Linked DNA regions of Homo sapiens: region 2 is linked to region 1. Evidence: read pairs that join two places in POLR2A ChIA-PET (ENCODE). Cell type or tissue: B cell. All regions are shown on one strand. Each heading gives the region's core, and the rest is flanking DNA. Links, peaks and the distances in the headings are about the cores only.

Region 1 (7,442 bases), core at 1,080-6,079:
AATTTTTGTATTTTTAGTAGAAACGGTTTCACCATGTTGGCCAGGCTGGTCTCGAACTCCTGACCTTACGTGATCCACCCACCTCAGGCTCCCAAAGTGCTGGGATTACAGGTGTGAGCCACCACGCCCGGCAATTCTACACCATCTTATGAGGGGCTTAAGCAACCATGGATTTTGGGATCCAGCAGGGGTCCTGGAACCACTGCCCACAGATACCGAGGGACGACTGTAGATGACTGTACATACCACATTGCGTTTACTCATTCATGTCCCTCGATGGGTACTTGGTTGCTTCTACCTTATGGCTAATTGTGAACTATGCTGCTATGAACACAGGTGTACACATATCTTCCCTTCTAGTCCCTGCTTTCAAGTCTTTTTTTCTTTTTTCTTTTTTTTTTTTTTTTTTTTTTTGAGACAAGGTCTTGCTCTGTCACCCAGACTAGAATGCAACGGTGCTATCATGGCTCACTGCAACCTCCGCCTCCCAGGTTCAAGTGATTCTCTTGTCTCAGCCTCCGAAGTAGCTGGAACTACAGGCATGTGCCACCATGCCCAGCTAATTTTTGTATTTTTAGTAGATTTGAGGTTTCACCATGTTGGCCAGGCTGGTCTCGAAATCCTGACCTCAAGTGATCCACCCGCTTCGGCCTCCCAAAGTGCTGGGATTACAGGCATGAGCCACCGTGCCCAGCCAAGTTTTAAAATTATTTGCAGACACGGGGGTCTCACTATGTTGCCCAGGCTGGTCTCGAACTCCTGAGCTCAAGCTATGTTCCCACCTCAGTCTCCCAAAGCACTGAGACTACAGGCTTGAGCCACCGTGCCCGGCCAGATTCTTTCGGGTTCACACCCAGAAGTGGAATTGGTGAATCATAAATAAGGTAATGCTAATTTTTTGTTTGTTTGAGACGGAGTCTTGCTCTGTCGCCCAGGCTGGAGTGCAGTGGCACGATCTCGGCTCACTGCAAGCTCCGCCTCCCGGGTTCACGCCATTCTCCTGCCTCAGCCTCCCGAGTAGCTGGGACTACAGGCGCCCGCCACCACGCCTGGCTGATTTTTTGTATTTTTAGTAAAAACGGGGTTTCACCGTGTTAGCCAGGATGGTCTCAATCTCCTGACCTCGTGATCCGCCCACCTCGACCTCCCAAAGTGCTGGCATTACAGGCGTGAGCCACCGCGCCCAGCCGGCAATGCTATTTTTAATTTTTTGAGGAACTGCCAGACTGTTTTCCACAGCGGCTGCACCATTTTCTGTTCCCACCAGCAGAGTGCAAGCGTTCCAATTTCTCCATGTCGATTCATTGTTTTTGGTCATATCTCACAAGTCAGTCAGCCAAGGTGGGTGGGGTCACGGCGTTCCTAAAATATTATACTTAAAAACGAGCGCAATCCTGGCCCTCGGTGTCAACCAGCTGACAGGGCCGAACGACCGCTGGGCCTCTGGCGCCCCCTGCAGGACGCAGACAGGGTGACAAGCGCTGGCTCGAACCTGGACAGCCCATGGGAGATGCTGCTCGGGGCTGGCCTGGTGGTGCCGATACTCGCCTCTCGCAGAGGCTCCAGGCAAGTCCCAGAGAAGGTGAGGCTCCCTGGGAGCCTTCACGCAGGAGAACAAAAGAAAGCCCGGTGTTCCCGCTCCTCACATAAGAAGCATCAGGGTAAGTGTGGGGGGCGCACAGAGAGGCAAAGACACGTAGGGGTTTTTTATATATATAGCAAGACATATATATATATGTCTTGCTGTGTTGCCTAGGCTGGAGTGCAGTGGCGCCATCTCAGCTCACTGCAACCTCCGCCTCCCAAGTTCAAGCAATTCTGCCTCGGCTTCCCTAGTGTGTGGGATTACAGGCACGTGCGCCACCAAGCCCGGCTAATTTTTGTATTTTAAGTAGAGACGGAGTTTCACCATGTTGGCCAGGCTGGTCTGGAACTCCTAACCTCAGGTGATCCGCCCACCTCGGCCTCCCAAAGTGCTGGGATTACAGGCGTGAGCCACTGCGCCCCGCCGGGATGCAAGATATTGATCAATATCAATACCTGTGACAGAAAAGTGGGCTGCAGGGAGAACAAGAGTGGCTCCTTACCCAGTCTGGAGAAAGCAAACTGCAGTATGATTCAGATCCAACAACCAGCGATCCAGGACCCAGCGTTAGAGCAAATCAGGCCTATTGGGCTCAAACTAGTTTTTTGAAAGTTTTTTCAAAGTAAGAGAATAATCGAGCAGACATTTGTTACACTGATGTTCCTAGCACCAGTATCCACAACAGCCACAGGGTGGAAACCCCAAATGCTCCTCTATGGATGAATGGATAAACCAGCTGTGGTGTGTTTCCACATTAGAATACTAGAGTTCTCAAATTCATACACACAGGGAGCAGAATGGTGGTGACCATGGAGCTGGATTGTGGGGGAGAGGAGCTTAGAATGGGAAGTTGTTATTTTTGAGTATGGAGTTTCAGTTTTTGCAAGATGAAAACATTCTGGAGATTGATTATGTACAATGTGAATGCACTTAACACTGAATGTACGGTACACTTAAAATGGCTAAGACGTTAAAATGAGCTTTGTTTTTTTCATGCCATTCTCCCGCCTCAGCCTCCCGAGTAGCTGGGACTACAGGCGCCCGCCACCAAGCCCGGCTAATTTTTTGTATTTTTAGTAGAGATGCGGTTTCACCGTGTTAGCCAGGATGGTCTTGATCTCCTGATCTCCTGATCCGCGCAACTCGGCCTCCCAAAGTGCTGGGATTACAAGCGTGAGCCACCATACCCAGCCTTTTTTTTTTTTTTTTTTTTGACAGAGTCTCAATTCTGTCACCCTGGCTGGAGTGTAGTGGTGCAACCTTGGCTCACTGCAGCCTCCACCTCCTGGGTTCAAGCAATTCTCATGCCTCAGCCTCCTGATAGCTGTGATTACAGGCATATGCCACCACACCCAGCTAATTTTTGTCTTTTTTAGTAGAGATGGGGTTTCGTCATGTTGGCCAGGCTGTGCTAGAACTTCTGACCTCAAGTGATCCGCCTGCCTCAGCCTCCCAAAGTGCTGGGATTACGGGCATGTGCCATAGCACCTGCCCTCACCTACATAATTTATGGGCGGTCCACAGCCACCTAGTACAACTCCAGGGCATGAGTCTCAGTCCAGTCTACATTCTAGACTCTGCAGGAATGGTGGCTCCGAGAGTCATGCAGGGCACAGCCCACTTGGTCATCCACGGTGGCACTGTGGCCCTTAGGATAGAGGCCTGATATCGTTTGGATGTCTGCTCCAAATCTCATGTTGAATTGTAATCACCAATGTTGGAGGTGGGGCCTGGTGGGGCGGTGATTGGATCATGGAGGCAGATCCCTCATGGCTCGCTGCTGCCCTCAAGATAGTGAGTGAGTACTCGAAATCTGGTTAACAGTATGGCACCTCCCCCCTACTCTTCCTCCCGCTCCTGTCATGTGACACATCTGTTCCTCTTTCACCTGCTGCCATGATTGGAAGCTTCCTGAGGCCTCCCCAGAAGCAGATGCAGTGCTACGCTTACTCTACAGCCTGCAGAACTGTGAACCACTTAAACCTCTTTTCTTATAAATTACCCAGTCTCCAGTATTTCTTTTTTTTTTTTTTGAGACGGAGTCTCGCTCCGTCGCCCAGGCTGGAGTGCAGTGGCGCCATCTTGGCTCATTGCAAGCTCCGCCTCCCGGGTTCATGCCATTCTCCTGCCTCAGCCTCCCCAGTAGCTGGGACTACAGGCGCCCGCCACCTCGCCCGGCTGATTTTTTTATATTTTTGTATTTTTAGTAGAGACAGTGTTTCACCGTGTTAGCCAGGAGGGTCTCGATCTCCTGACCTCGTGATCCGCCCACCTAGGCCTCCCAAAGTGCTGGCATTACAGGCGTGAGCCACCGCGCCTGGCCAGTATTTCTTTATAGCAACGCAAGAATGGCCTAATACAAGGCCAAAAAGGTCACATTTTCAGCAGGCTTGCCCTGTTCACCAGAGCCAGTGCTTCCCAAATCTGTACAGCAGGAGCCTAAAAAAGCAGAGGCCCAATGCCAAGGATTACATTTTCTATTTTAATCAAAAGATGACTTCCCTATAGTTTAATTTCTTTCTTTTTTTTTGAGACAGAGTCTCACTCTGTCGCCCAGGCTGGAGTGCAGTGGTGCCATCTCGGCTCACTGCAACCTGCGCCTACTGATTTGAAGCAATTCTCCTGTCTCAGCCTCCTGAGTAGCTGGGATTACAAATGCACACCACCATACCCGGCTTTTTTTTTTTTTTTTTTTTTTTTTTTTTTGAGACGGAGTCTCGCTCTGTCCGCCAGGCTGGAGTGCAGTGGTGCGATCTTGGCTCATTGCAAGCTCCACCTCCTGGGTTCACGCCATTCTCCTGCCTCAGCCTCCCGAGTAGCTGGTACTACAGGTGCCCACCACCAACGCCCAGCTAATTTTTTGTATTTTTAATAGAGATGGGGGTCTCACCATGTTAGCCAGGATGGTCTCGATCTCCTGACCGCCTGTCTCGGCCTCCCAAAGAGCTAGGATTACAGGCGTGAGCCACCATGCCCAGCCTAAGTTTTGCATTTTTAGTAGAGACGGGGCCTCACCATGTTGATCAGGCTGGGCTTGAACTCCTGAGCTCAAACAAAATATTTTCTATAATATAATGTACGATGTAATTAGAATTGAATATATTCTAATATATATTTTATTATAAGAAGCAAGATGTAATTACTTTAATTAATCATATAAATAAGCCCACCTTAGTGCTATAAGGAGAGAGTGATCATTTACTTCAAGAGTACATTGTGCATATTCCTGTCCAATAGGTGGAAATCAATAATTACAGCATGAAGCTAATCTTTCCATGAGTTCACTTTAAAAATTCAAATATTGTAATTAGAACATTGCCCAGGCATCCAATTTAGACTTAATGATACTTGCCAGCAGGCTCTGATGTTTTAACTGAGATGATAATTATGCTATAGATGGATTGATGTGGTGATTAACTGCTACATGTGTCACTGCCGATAGCATTACAATTAAAACAACTCCCTTTGCAGCTCACAGCCTCATCACCTGAGGTCACGGGAACTGTTTGTCTCCCATGCTCCAGCAACACCCACTTGCCAAGTTTTTGCTTCCTATGGATATTTATTCACCATCTAATGCAGACCAACTGGCAAGACTCAAGAGAAAGCTGTACACAAGGAAAAGAAAAGAAGATGATAGAGGAAAATAAGATAATAAAGGAAAGAAGTATTCGTGGCGGCAAACGTAGGATGTGGGTATATTCACAGATGTGAGTGTTGTCGTGACAAAGGAAAAGTCAGGCCTGTGGAAGAGAAATACCATTGAAAAACTGTCCTGGTCAAACTTCCACCAAAAAGTACAGTATGGGGAGAGAGAGTAAGTAAAAAGAGCCACTTTACGGCAGAGAAAGCTGACAAACACACCTCAGCCAGGGGAACAAGGTATACATTACCAGGGATAACTCATGTTGGTAATATATATCCAGATTCTCTCTGTGCCTCCCAGGCTGGAGTGCAGTAGCACGATCTCGACTCACTGCCACCTCCACCTCCCGGGTTCAAGCAATTCTCCTGCCTCAGCCTCCCAAGTAGCTGGGATTACATGTGCACCACCACGCCCGGTTAATTTAATTTTTTTTGTATTTTTATTTTTCATTTTTTCAAGACTGAATCTCTCTCTGTGGCCCAGGCTGGAGTGCAGTGGTGCGATCTCCGCTGTCTGCAACCTCCACCTCCCAGGTTCAAGCGATTCTCCTGCTTCAGCTTCCTGAGTAGCTGGGATTACAGGCGGGTGCCACCACACCTGGCTAATTTTTGTATTTTTAGTAGAGATGGGGTTTCACCATGTTGGCCAGGCTGGTCTCCAGCTCCTGGCCCCATGTGATCCTCCAGCCTTGGCCTCTGAAAGTGCTAGGATTACAGGCGTGAGCCACAGTGTGTTTTTTGATTGTTTTGTTTTGTTTTCTGAGACAGTGTCTTGCTCCCAGGCTGGGGGTGCAGTGGAGTGGTGTGATTATGGCTCACTGCAGCCTCTACCTCCTGGGCTCAAACAATTCTCCCACCTCAGCTAACAAATAGCTGGGACAACAAGCGTGTGCCTCCACAATCAGCTAATTTTTTTTTTATGGTTTTGTGGAGATAAATTCTTGCCATGTTGCCTGGGTTGGTCTCAGACTCCTGGGCTCAAGTGATCCTCCTGCCTCAGGCCTCCCAAAGTGCTGGGATTATAGGCGTGAGCCACTGCGCCTGGCCCTCAGGTTAATTTTGATTGCATTGTGTAACTAGGTGGTCCCTGACTCCAGTGGCCCCCCCAAAACTTAACCCCTCACCTCTTCTATATCAATTTTCCCCACCATCTGAAAACATGCACCCATCTTAACCGTCTTGAAAAACGACGATTCCAGCTGGGCGCGGTGGCTCACGCCTTTAATCGCGGCACTATGGGAGGCTAAGGTGGGCGGATTGCTTGAGGTCAGGAGTTTGAGACCAGCCTGGCCAACGTAGTGAAACCGCATCTCTGCTAAAAATACAAAAATTAGCCACTCATAGTGGTGCATGCCTGTAGTCACAGCTACTCGGGAGGCTGAGGCAGGAGAATTGCTTGAACCCCGGAGGCGGAGGCTGCAGTGAGCCGAGATCTCGCCACTGCGCTCCAGCCTGGGCAACAGAGCAAGATTTCATCTTAAAAAAAGAAAAGAAAAACTGTGATTCCTCCCAACACCGTGGCCGTCTCTTTGCCTTCCACTCACTGCCAGCCTCCTATTCTGTATCCGGGAGGTGGATACAAATGGGTTCCGAATGCCACTGGGCACATCCAGTAGATGTTCCCTTTAAAATGTTTTTTTGAATCCCCCTGCTTTCTCGGGTCACCAGTTCTGTCTTGACAAACCCAGTGGCTGCTGAGTCCTTCTTCTCCTTAACCCAACTCTCACATGAAGCTCCTCCCTTCTGCCTGACTCTGCTTCCCTTTCTCTGCCTTCTCCAGCCCTTGGCCTACACAAATGTGCCTGTCCTTGATACATCTCCTACCCCACGGCTTCAGCCAGCTAGTTCCACATGAGTATCTCACTGGAACTTCAAGCAACCTCTTCACTACCAACCTTGTCATCCTTTCCTTCTCTTTTTCAGAACTGCCTCCCTCACTCAACTTCCCTGTTTTGATTCACGGAATGATCATCGCCTCTGCCCCTCGCCGGAAACCTTACGAGGCTTCTCCAAGGTTTCCCATCCACTGTCAATCACTTGGTTGTGTCTGAATTGTTCTTCAAAATGATTCCTCTGTTGTATTCTTTGCTTTCATTTCCATTCTTGTCCAGCTGCTTGTCTCTAAATTATAGCAACATTTAAAAAAAAAAGTTAAAAAAAAAAAAAAAGGTGGCCAGACAGTGGTTTACGCCTGTAATCCTAGCACTTTGGG
Region 2 (7,442 bases), core at 809-5,808, 120 kb before region 1:
ATGAGGAGGAAAGTGTCACTGTATAATCAATATTTATACAATTATAAGTCAGAGCTTTACAGAGGTGTCACCTAACAAAACGCATAAATGACTAAGAATCATTCCAAGTGTCACCATCAAGACCACCAGAATATCACTAAAATCTGCATTAGGATTATGTCTGTTGCTACTGGGATATCACTGACAAGTCTTTGAAGCTCATATGTCACACAATCTCCAGAAGGCCTCATACAATAGCAAATTGTTGCTTGTTACAATAATGTTATATTAAAAATGGCTACTCGTTGAAAAATTATCTTAAAACAAATTCCATTGTTTAGGTGCTTCCCATATTTAGACATTCAGATAAACAATCTACTACATAGTGCAATTTTAATTCCAACTCGCTCTTTCCCCTTTTGCTTCAACTCCCCTTTAAATATCCTATGCCATGTCTTTCTATACAACACAGGCACTTAAAAACAGAAATGCCTAAGCTATTTAGACTTTTGCCATTTTCTTCTCATCTTGCTGCAATCATGTTTTAACGGGATATTTAATTATAGATTCTACCATAGATTTACTGCCTTTCTTTGAAAATAGGAAACTCTTGGAGTAATTAAGAGCTAGCTCGTTCAGAAAGTACTATAGAAAAAGAAATTCCAATCTCTCAACAAGAAATTTAAAAATTCTTATAGAGAGGCTTAGCCTTTGAACAAAATATATAATAAAAAGCTTTCTTGTCCATGAATATTAAAACATTTCTTACCACATGGCTAATTCAAATTGGGGTTACAACAGTGAGTCAGAAAACCTTGCTCTAAATAGTGATCTGATGAGGACATTAAAGAGTATTTGATTTAAAAGCTTTTTTTTTTAAATCAACATTCTTATAAAATCTAGGCATCTACCTAGTTCAAAGTATATTCCAAACACTTAGAACTCTGTTATAGGAATAGCTAATAGTGTGATCTACAGCAGTCATTAACAGTTGCACATTAAAAAGAAATAGCAATAAAAAGATGGACACCCTGAGGTCAATGATTTCCTCCCAATAACCAAACAAATGTTCCAATAGCATAAACCAAAAGATGATGATAATTACTACAACATGTTATGTTAACCAACCTCCCTAGTCCCGCGCAATGAGCTCACAGAAGTCAGGATGTGCACAGGCTGTATCCTTCGCTGTTTCCATTCTTGGTTTAAGATTTCCGTTCTTTCCAAAATTTTCTGACGATTGGAACTAAACATACTCTTAAAAAAAAAAATGAAGGAGAGGAAAGGAGAAATTGTTCATTGTTAGAAAATGTATAACACCTGTAAAGCAGGTTAAAAATCTAGTGTATCCTCAAAAATATCAAGAACATTTTCTTAGGTGCATATAGATTTTACACTATAGTTTCCCACATTCAAATAATACAAAAACACCACATCTGTTATTTTATTGCAAGTGGTTAGAGAACAGGAAACGATTGCCATCCTTTCTTTGTTGACTGTGTGTGTGTGTGTGTGTGTGTGTGTGTGTGTGTGTGTGTGTGTATTTTTTTTTTTAATCACAATGACTTTAGAAACATAAAATCATGAAATGCATCCCTTTATATTTAGGGAGGCATTTCTGCAGCTGCATATGCAAATAAAAGTATACTAAACAAAGACTGATTAATGTGCATGGTATAATGTTAAGACAGATCAAGAACCTAAGCTTCCAAGTATTCACTCATCTTATTGTAAATACAAACTTGGCTAGAATTATTTTAAATAAAAACTTATTGAACTTAGGAGGGGAAAAAACCTATCCTTAATTGTATATTCATTTTCACAAAAGATAAAATTATACCTTTACTTCATCAGCTCGTCTGAACCTCTTGAGCTGTCTCAGTCGCATGTACTCTGATTTTACACGCTTCCGCCAACAAACTGGTCCCTTCTCAGATTTCTTCCCAGTCTGGCCCATGATTATTCTAAAAGCAATGGTTTCATATTAAAATCACTAATCTAACCAGCCTGAATATGATCACCTGTGTTTTAATCCGCAGCAAACTAACAATCAGTGAAGAAATGACACATATTACACTGTTGGCATTTACAGAAAGGTGCTCATTTGTGCTGCATGGTTAAATCCTTAAAACACTTCATTGAAAGTTTAAGTTAAACTTAAAATACACTTTTATTTACAAAAATTCTACACTAAATTGCGGCCATATTATAGGAACATGATCCCATTACAGGAATTAGGTATACTATACTATATCACAACCTAGTTTTCAACTCTATGAGATCCACATTTGTGGAGGGAAGAAAATATAAAGACAGATCCTGTTTTTCATCATTAGCTGTTACAGTAGCAAGGCATAATGGAATAATATAACTGAAAAAGGTAAATCCAAGAAGAAGTAAAATTTACAAACAGTACTAAAAGTAGAAAACATACAGTTCACCATATAATAAAATGTACAAAGGTACTCTCTCCCCACACACTTAATCATGCACCTCTCCTTAAACACTGTGATAAAGTCTGTATTTTTGCCTCTTGTGCCACCTTTATTAACATGAGGGGTTTCTGCTATCAAGCGAAAAGAGGAATGCAGGAAATGCAAAGTAAATTCTTCTGCCTTATCTTTAGTTGCAGGCTCTCAGAACCAATTATGTTTAAATGCGGGGACAGCTTATAGTTCACCAGATGTCTAATTCATACTGCAGAGTCCTCACCTTAAGTCTAAACAAGCGTCTTTTCCTAGAACATTTTCTCCTAAAGTATTAAAATCATCCTGTACCTTCAAATTATTAGCAGGACATTCTCTGTCAGGCTATGCAAAGCTTTACAGGCCACACTAACAATTTGTGCTTTATCTTAAGAACAATGAGAAGCCACTTTTAGTGTTTTAAGTAAAAGGGTGTGCGGTGAGGGAGTGAAAGAATAACTGCAACCAGGTTAGATGATGCTGCAGCACAGCATCCCGACAAGGGGTGACAGAGGCTTCTACACCACACTGGCGATGACAGGGAAAAGTACGTGAATTCAAGAGTTGCTTAGGCCAAAATTCCACCAAATGATGATTTAAATATGGAAAGTGAAGAAGAAGGTGACTTTCTGGCTTGAGCAAATAAATGAGTAGGGCAGGCTTCATCTATTTGTTTACATAAAAACTTCATGCACAGAGAAAACTGCCTAAGAAGAAGATTTAGAGTAAGAGTCCTGAGGCCAATGGGTAACTTTCTACAGAAATACTCAACCACCAACAGATGACAGAGAAGGCAGATGGCTGTTTACTCAGAGCTGTAACAAAGGGGCGAAGAAATTCATTTTCTCAAGCATGTAATAAATATTATGACCCAAGCAGTGTATACGAACTTGAATAAAATGAATATACAAATATTATTAAATCCTTGCCCCTATGGAGCTGATAGTCTACCTAAGACAAAGGGAAAAATATAGTATGAGATAGACAGACATACTTCAGTATCCCTGGGGAACTGGTTCCAGGACACCCCTCGGATACCAAAATCCACAGATGCTCAAAAGTCCGTGATATAAAGTGGTGTAATATTTGCATATCACCTATGCATAGCCTCCCATATACTTTTTTTTTTTACCTGGCTTCCTGGGATATAAGAGACTCCCATATACTTTAAATCACCTCTAGATTACTTATAATCCCTAATACAATGTAAATGCCATGTAAATAGTTGTTATACTGTATTGTTTAGAAAATAATGACAAGCAAAACAGTACAGACATGTTCAGTACAGATGCAACCATCTTTTTTTTTCTGAATATTTTTTATCTGCAGCTGGTTAAATCCATGAATTCAGGATCCATGGATTTGGAACTCACGGATATGGAAGGCTGACTGTTTATACAAAAGCACTTTGGGAGAAAGAAAAGAATATTAGGAACTGCAGAAGGATGGCAGGAAAGGTAACAAGGAACTCAATCTTAAAAGCTGAGCTGGATTTCAAAAGGCAAAGAAAGAACCTAAAGAAATCTTAGGTCTGAGCAAGAGAAAGCTGGACAGGGGGCAACTAAAGTCTGGCTGGCAGACATTTAATAAGAATGGACCTGGAGAATGAAAGTCACAAATTAAAAGGACTAAGGACCTGAAGGGAACGAAGAGATAAGAATGGGCAGGAATTTGAGTGTATTTGACATAAAGAAGGCTGATGAAATCACCAAGATAGAACTATTCCAAGTGAAAAGTTTCCAAGTGTGGCCTTGCCTGCGAGTTGCTAAAGTGGAATAAAGCTGACAGTCACTCGGATTAAGCAGGCTAAACTCAAGATGACCCCAGCTTTGAGGTAAAGCAGAAAATGGTGTTAGGAAGGCAGTGAGGTAGGACCAAAGGACATCAAAGATGAGAAGAAACTGGAGCATTATTATTTTTTAAATAATTTCATGACAATAGTTTTCTTCCTATCTGCTAGTTAGTTAACAGATGAACTCAACTAATTCTATGCAAATTACTTAAGACCACTTAGTGCTTCCAAGGCCTAGGAACTAGAAAGAAAAGGAATCAGATAAAAAGGAATGATCTGTAGCCTCATTCGCTCATAGGCTAATCACCTCTAGTCCATCTGCTGCCTAGACAAATTTCTCCTTGGAGGTAGCACCCCTGTGCAATAAGGCCTAGGGTAGTAACGTGTTTAGTTTTCACTGATGTATAATGTGGGTGTTATTACAATTTCTTTTTTTTTGAGATGGAGTCTCACTCTGTCCCCCAAGCTGGAGTGCGGTGGTGCAATCTCCGCTCACTGCAAGCTCTGCCTCCCGGGTTCACGCCATTCTCCTGCCTCAGCCTCCCAAGTAGGTGGGACTACCGGTGCCCGCCACCACGCCAGGCTAATTTTTTGTATTTTTAGTAGAGACAGGGTTTCACCGTGTTAGCCAGGATGGTCTCAATCTCCTGACCTTGTGATCCACCCGCCTCAGCCTCCCAAAGTGCTGGGATTACAGGTGTGAGCCACTGCGCCTGGCTTACAATTTATTTTTTAAGATACATATTTTATGTCTTGATGAAGACATTAGTTAGCATTTTATGTTTTAGTACTAGAACTGTCCTTGTCTAATATTCTGGAAGACTTTCCATGCTGTTTCTACCATTAATAACATACCTAATAAAGTATATCATGAAAATCTACAGCATCCAGGTAGTTCTTTGAAAGTGTAAGACTAAATAGGTAGACCTGTGAAAGAATATTAAAATTTAAAGTACCAATTAAAAGGATGTTTTACACAAAACAAACTCCCACCATCATAGCATTTATAACATATTAAAATCACATTTTCATGTATTTCACTCTATTCCCACTGTAAGTGCTTCAACAGCAAGAACCACTTTTACTCATTTGTAAAATCCCAGAGCCTGTGTGTGCCTGATAATTGTACAGTAGTCCCCACTTATCTCCCAAGACCGCCCCCCGCCAACCCCACAGCGGATGCCTAAAGCTGCAGATAGTACTAAACTCTAAATATACCATGTTTTTTCCTATACGTACATACCCATGAAGTTTAATTTATAAATAAGGCACAGTAAGAGACTGACAGCAATAACTAATGGTAAAATGAACAATTATAACAATATATTGTTACAAAAGTTACGTAGCTAGAGTCTTCTCTCTCTCAAAATATCGTAACATTTTCAGACTGCAGTTTGAATGAGTAACTAAAACCTTAGAAGGTGAAATTGTAGATTGGGGGTGGGGCGGCTATAGACTTAAAAACAAGCAAACAAACAGGTCTATTAACCCACATGAATAACGAGTAGCTTGTATCTTATCAGCATATCATTTGTAAAGCTTAGCTATAGGTATGAAAAGGAAGGGTGGCCTATCCATGCTTGAGCCAAAAAATGAGGTAAAGTGCACCCTATTATCAAGAAACCCCCCGCAAAAGGAGATAAATCGCAGGGTCAGTTAGGACCCTGTGGTTCAGTTGTCCCTACTACCAGTTAGAGATCTTCAGCCTAAAACTCAGTTTCCGGAATTTCTTTTTTAAAAGGAAGCTGATATTGCCTTAAAGACCTTATCCATAAAACCTACCTCAAAGTCTGGCAACAAAAACGAAATATACATGCAAACACACTTGGTTCTGTGCCTGGCATATAGTGAGCCTTTAGATGTTAGCTCCCCTGACCTCCTTCCCCCACAACAAACGACTGGCTCAAATCAGGCCTCTGACTCCATTTTCAGTGATCTTTTCACAACACCACAGCCAAGTAAGCATAGTATTAAAACACAGATTCAAGGCCACGTACAGTGGTTCAAGCCTGTAAACCCAGCATTTTGGGAGGCCAAGGTTGGAGGATTGAGCCCAGGAGTTCAAGACCAGCCTAGGCAATATAGTGAGACTCCCATCTCAAATCAATAAATAAGCAAGCAAGCAAGCCAGGTGTAGTGGCGCACACCTGTGGTCCCAACTACTCAGGAAGCTGAGGTGGGAGGATCTCTTGAGCCTGTGAGGTGGAGACTGCAGTGAACTGTCTTCACACCACTGCACTCCAGCCTAGGTGACAGAGCGAGACCCTGTCTCAAAAAAAGTAAAATAATAAAATACAGCTCTAAATATTCATATATTGGCAGAAGCCTTTATTTAAACGACTTCTACTGAATGGACACTGTGTAAATACATATGGTTTTTAAATTTTTCAAAGATTTGTTTAGTTTCATAGGTGAAATCCCACTAGTATGAACTTTATCCAGAATACAAAAGCAGCTTTTCCTGTTCAAAACAGATTATACCTCTATTCATTAAAACAAAAGTCTACCTGTATACAGTGAAACCAAAACAACAATGGCTCTTTAATACAAAAGCCAAACCAGAATATGGCAGGAGCCCATCAAAGCTTTAGCAGAATGTAGTGACACCTCACAGATTTACATTTACATAGGTTAACTAAAATTAAGGGCAATTACAGTGTTCACAATCTATTTTGTGAATCAAACCAAACTCAGAAATACCCTGAACACCATGCCTTACCATCTTACTTTATCCCACTAGAGTAGATGCTATGTTGTTTTTGCCACCCAGGGTCAATTCACCCTTCTCTTGGGAACTTCACACCAACTCTTCTCTGAGAACTACCAAGTACACTGGAGGAAGCTGACTCAAGCTGCTTGTGACCCTGGCCTGACCAAGGTACATCTCCCTAGACATAGTGACCAGTACAGGGTTAGATACACGGCCACAATCAGTGCAGTCACAGTGAAAATCTCAGGTTTCCTGCAATGCTAGGACAAGAATGCTCACTCTTCTCCCCTTAGGTCTAAACCTGGAAAAATGTTTGCCCAAGGACTTGTTGGAAGCCATCTTGGAGAAGAGCCTCAAAGAACAGAGTCAACAACTACAAAAAACAAAAGTCAAAGCCAAGAAAGAACTGTAGTCTCATGACCTAAGCCCTAAGTCAGGCAGACCTTCCCAAATTTCGGAACTATTCAGTTATATGAGCCAAGAAATTCCCATCTTT

The links. Peaks named below come from ENCODE experiments on the same cell type or tissue, not always from the same donor. Only the 100,000 strongest peaks of a DNase experiment are listed, where the experiment ranks them.
Region 2: POLR2A ChIA-PET joins it to region 1 with 13 read pairs; 9 of 35 experiments call an interaction of 5 or more read pairs at or near these places.

What each region holds. Positions count from the first base shown.
Region 1 is chr7:148,965,502-148,972,943 of GRCh38, forward strand. LOC124901768 (a long non-coding RNA gene) reads left to right here and starts at 1,533. Exons shown (of 2, transcript XR_007060580.1): 1 at 1,533-1,661; 2 at 5,057-5,269. RefSeq lists an enhancer at 1,577-1,626. In B cell, for the core only: CTCF peaks have their summits at 1,445 (motif pointing left) and 1,647; a DNase peak (open chromatin) is centred at 1,440; H3K4me3 peaks cover 674 bases.
Region 2 is chr7:148,845,363-148,852,804 of GRCh38, forward strand. It overlaps EZH2 (enhancer of zeste 2 polycomb repressive complex 2 subunit), which reads right to left. Exons shown (of 20, transcript NM_004456.5): 2 at 1,820-1,943; 3 at 1,108-1,236. The coding sequence starts at 1,936. Among named protein-coding and RNA genes, the nearest start is that of EZH2, 35 kb to the right of the region's middle. In B cell, for the core only: no CTCF peak of the experiment used is centred there; no DNase peak of the experiment used is centred there.